Linked DNA regions of Homo sapiens: region 1 is linked to region 2. Evidence: read pairs that join two places in POLR2A ChIA-PET (ENCODE). Cell type or tissue: PC-9. All regions are shown on one strand. Region 1 has its middle 11 kb from the start of PTGR1. Region 2 overlaps SHOC1 (shortage in chiasmata 1).

Region 1 (2,500 bases), 81 kb before region 2:
GGTCCCGGGACTGTACTCCATCATCTCAGAAGTGTCTCCCAGCCGCAACTCCTGCCTGGCATTCTGAGACCACACAATGTATGTGGAGGGCTATGCTTGCTATCTCATGATCTCATTCCAGGTTATCATCTCCCCGATACTGACTTGTGTGCACCACACACTCCCATCTTGCCATCTCCTTGCCTCCACACAGACATCAGACAATCTCATTTCACATGTACCCCACCAGCCCCATGTTGGCTCCCCAAGATTCTCTTTGTATGGGGCGGGGGTTTGACAACAACAAACCATTTCCCTGCCAGAGTACTACCTGCCCAGCTAGAAGCTTTTGGCAGGAAAACGGGAGTCAGGAAGTGAGTGGTCTGTAGTCTTTGATCTTTCTGAAAGGCTGGGAAGAAGAAACGTTTCCTGGTTGGGTCCCCAAAGCTGAGGCTGAGAGCTCTGCCTGGACACTTCTGGGCATGCTTGTTCTGGCTGGCGCTAAAATGCAATGCTGGTGTTTGCTAATTCGTTCACCACACTTGCCAGGCCTCATGAAAAGATTCCTGCCAGGAGAGGAACCAGGAATCATGAGTTGGCTGAGTCGACACAGCATAAAGCTCAACTTAAACAGTTTATGGGTATTTTATTTCTGTTCTCTTTTTTCCTTGGTTCTGGTTTTCTAGCTTTGTATTACTATTATCAGAGTGGGCATAAATTTCAGTTCAATTTAGTTCAGATAGGATTCCAGCTGGGCGCAGTGGCTCATACCTGTAATCCAAGTACTTTGGGAGGTTGAGGTGGTGGATGGCCTAAAGCCAGGAGTCTGAGACCAGCATAGGCAATGTGGTGAAACCCCAGCTCTACGAAATTTTTTTTTTTAATTAGCCAGGTAAGGTGGTGCATGTCTGTGGTCCCAGCTAATTGGGAGACTGAAGAGGGAGGATAACCTGGGCCTGAGGAAGTTGATGCTGCAGTGAGCTATAATCATGCCACTGCACTCCAGCGTGGGTGACAGAGACCCTGTCTCAAAAAAAAAAAAAAAAAAAAAGATTCCAAGGTGCTTTGTTATAATCACTCCCTGGCAAATGCTTTCAGCTTCCTTGCTTTTTTCTTCCTCCATCAGTCACGCCTGGCATAACCCTAACCCCGAGTAAAAGCAATCACTGACTTTTCCACGCCTTCCCATGAGCCCCTGAACATTGTTGGCGAAAATTACTTAACTAGACTGACTGGTTTTCCTCTAATGATCACAAACAACACAAAGGCACACACGACACTGCCCAGTAACCCCAGAGATTCTCCAGGAAATTTCCTTACTCGCAAAACTTGATGACAATTTTATCCTTTCACACGGTTCTCAAGCCTCACCCCTCAACTATTCTTACCTGATGCTTCACTGAGAGATTAAAACAGATTAGACCAGAGACTTTGTCTTTTTATGGTCAAGACTACAAACTTTTCTGCATATGCATCCATCTTCACTCCTTTCTTTCTTTCTTTCTTTCTTTCTTTCTTTCTTTCTTTCTTTCTTTCTTTCTGTCTGTCTCTTTCTCTCTTTCTCTCTCTCTCTCTCTCTCTCTTTCTTTCTGTTTTTGAGACAGGGTCTCACTGGGTTGCCCAGGCTGGAGTGCAGTGGCACAATCTCGGCTCACTGCAACCTCCGCCTCCCAGGTTCAAGCCTTTCTCCTGCCTCACCCTCCCGATTAGCTGGGACTACAGGCATGCACCACCACACCGGGCCCATCTTCACTTTTCTTTCTGTGAAAATGGAGGCAGCTTCTCTCCTCCTACCAAAGGTTAATGTACTTGGGATGCATTTCTCCTAACCTTCCTAGGCTACCTGGATTATTTCTTTTCTCCTGCATAACTAACCTCTTCTGAATCAACTAGGACACTTTCCACCGCAAGTAAAAAGACAAAGGCCATCAGCAGACTGAACACTCCCAAATTTATATCTCCTGCCCAGGATGTCTTCCAGGCTCCATCGATTAATGGGCTGAAGAGCCTCCTGTGTCCAGCCTGGGCAACATGGCAAAACCTCGTCTCTACGAAAAATACAAAAATTAGCCAGGTGTGGTGGGGTGTGCCTGTAGTCCCAGCTACTCGGGAGGCTGAGGTGAGAGGATCGCTTGAGCCCGGGTGGTTGAGGCTGCAGTGAGCTGAGATCATGCCACCGCACTCCAGTCTGGGTGACAGAGCAGAGGGAGACTCTGTCTCAAGAATTAAAAAAAAAAAAAAAGTCACCTGGACATTTTCCCCATGGCATCTTAAACTTAACATGTTCTAAACTGAACTGATTTCTACCTGGAACAGATGCTTCTAGCTGCATTCTCTCTTGGTTCTTTGCTAGCAAGTATCCCCACGTTGTTTAGAATAGTAACATGTCTAGCTAAAAAATTGCTAGCCAAGCTCCTTTATTGTTAGAAGTGATCACATGACAATTCTGCCTGGAGGTATGAGCAGAAGTTACTGGATAGGGCCTCCAGGAAAGCTTTTCAAAAGTGGGCAGAACACACTC
Region 2 (2,500 bases):
GAACCAATCATGCCACTGCACTCCAGCCTGGGCTACAGAGGGAGACCTTGTCTTAAAGAAACAAAAAATCTCTTAGACAAGGTAGCATGAAATATTAAATAAAACAAAAATATAAAAATAAAGAATCACCCCTCAAAAACCAGTTATGTTTATCACAGAAATGGCATAGATATTTTAATATTAGTAAACCTGTAAATATAATCTTTGACATGAATAGGTCAGTAGAGAAAACACATTTGATTTTTCCCAATATGTACTAAAATGAGTTTGAATAAATTCAGCATCTATTTTTCACAGAAGTTTTTACAAAACTAGACACAGAATACTTCCCATTAAAGTGAGGAACAAAACAAGTTGTAAGTATTAAATAAGAGCAAATCCAAGCATTACAAGTCCTGTAGCTTATACAATTTGGGAGCCCTTTTTAAAACAAAACAAAAAATACAAGATTTTCTTGGCCCCTCTCAGGCCTCACAAAAAAACCTATGAAAAAGAGAAGTTTGAAACTTAAGCTTCCCCCCGCCCTCCCCTTTTTCTCCTATCCTGGGGAAGGCCACCTTTGTACGGCTGTTAGAACTTAATATTTTGTTTTAGATGCTTGGGCCAATGCAGTAAGAAATGACACTGAAAGAAAAGCTAGAATCACTAGAAACAAGAAAATTAAATTGTGCTTTTAAAAATTTGATATGCTTAAATGTTCAGACAACTCAAAAACATCCACCAGAATGGAGCTAATAATACTGCCTATTTAATAGAATTGTTAGAATTAAAGTAAATAATCCAATAAAGCACTTAGAATGGAGACTGGCACCTAATTAGGCTCTTTTAATAAACGTTAGTCAGTTAAATATACCTGCTCCACAAAGAGGTTAATTTTCTAATTCACTGATTCCTCTGTTTAATCTTTGTTGATTTTAGTCTCCTGCTTTACTTAGAGTTGCACTGCTTTTATTTTTAACTTCTTAAGTTGAATGCTTAGTCCACTTAAGGTTATAATAATTTAACACAATATATTTTCTCTGCATTTATTTTAGAGTTTAGATTTTCTCTTTTACCCAACAGTTATTAGAGAAGTTTTTTAAATGTAGTAATTAAAACAAAAAAAATGTTAAATTTGGAGATGATTTTATCTTTTAAAATTAAATTTGAGAGTAGTTTTATCAACTATTGGATAGTGTTACCTGTTAATGATTCCTTGTCTCCTGAGTTAAATGAAGATTCATGGTGCCTTTTCTGTCCTAAACTTTTTCCAGCTCTTTGGTAGAAATAAAGGCTGTTGAATTCTTTTTGATTTGCATTAGAATCAGAAGCACGAAATAAATCCAAACTGGGGACAGATGGTAATTCTCTCCAGAAAGTCTCATCTTTTGAACTTTCACATGTGAGGCCTTCAGACTCATCTGATAGACATTTTTGCTGATCAGTGAATAAATTACCTTTCTGAGAGTACAATTTGTTACATGCAGTCTGCTGTGCACCATATTGTAAGTTGAACGGGTGATTCTCTTGTTCCCATATATTTTTCTTAAAGTTCCAATGAAGAGGAGATTGAGTGCCCTCTAGTGAAAAGATAGGGTCCGATACATCTTTATTTATGAAACCTTTTGCTTCATGTGTTCTCCTTTTCTGAGAATTTATAAAACGGGGGACAACTGACACTCTCTTCTGAGTGTCAGTTGGTGATTTTATAGTTTCACAGTTCATTTGTGTTAGACCCAAAGAAAAGACATCTGACTCTGAATCACTGTGGTTTAGAAAGGAGTTATAAGCCGGTCTCCTTGATTCTATATTAATTAGAAAAGGAGTATTCTGCCCTATATTAGATTTACAGCTGGAGTCTTTCCAGTAGCTGGTCTGATTGTATGAAGTCACAGGTGGTAAAAAACTTGAGATTTCTTTTAGTTCCATAATGGAAGAGTTGTCATTCAAAATGGTGGTTTTGTCTTCCTGCACTGTCTCTCCTAATCCTAAATACTGATAATATTCATTATGTTCTTGAATGACAGAGTCTAAATCAGAAGCTGAACTTTGAGAAGACAAGGTACTAATCTGATTCCTATTTTCCTGAGGTGACGAAATTTGCGGTGATTTTGTTATGGAAGAAGAACCAATCTTGAATAGGGAAGTGATGCTACAAAAATGCTAAAAAATGAATTAATATAATGCAAATGTCAGTTTAGTAAATATAAATAATGATGCTTATCTATATGGAAAGAAGGCAAAATATAAATAGGTAGTCTATTCATAGATATTACATTGATCCAGGTATTAAGAACATGAAATCATTAGGCTCTATTAAAAGAAAAATTCATTGTAATTCATACTTATTTTCTAATCACTTGTAATAGAATTTTTAATAGTCTATTTTTCAGAACAATTTTAGGCTCACAGCAAATACAATAGAATTTTAGTTATACAATTCATACATGAATACTATTTCCTTGATAAGAATTTTAAAATATTACCAGTAAGGCTAAAGTTATCTTTACAGCTAGAATTA

What was found. Peaks named below come from ENCODE experiments on the same cell type or tissue, not always from the same donor. Only the 100,000 strongest peaks of a DNase experiment are listed, where the experiment ranks them.
Region 1: POLR2A ChIA-PET joins it to region 2 with 5 read pairs; 4 of 35 experiments call an interaction of 5 or more read pairs at or near these places.

The regions. Positions count from the first base shown.
Region 1 is chr9:111,609,837-111,612,336 of GRCh38, forward strand. It overlaps the pseudogene LRRC37A5P. Among named protein-coding and RNA genes, the nearest start is that of PTGR1, 11 kb to the left of the region's middle. In PC-9, no CTCF peak of the experiment used is centred here; a DNase peak (open chromatin) is centred at 1,265; H3K27ac peaks cover 2,064 bases.
Region 2 is chr9:111,690,370-111,692,869 of GRCh38, forward strand. It overlaps SHOC1 (shortage in chiasmata 1), which reads right to left. Exons shown (of 28, transcript NM_001378211.1): 27 at 1,182-2,142. Among named protein-coding and RNA genes, the nearest start is that of GNG10, 30 kb to the left of the region's middle. In PC-9, CTCF peaks have their summits at 1,555 (motif pointing left) and 1,762; a DNase peak (open chromatin) is centred at 1,512.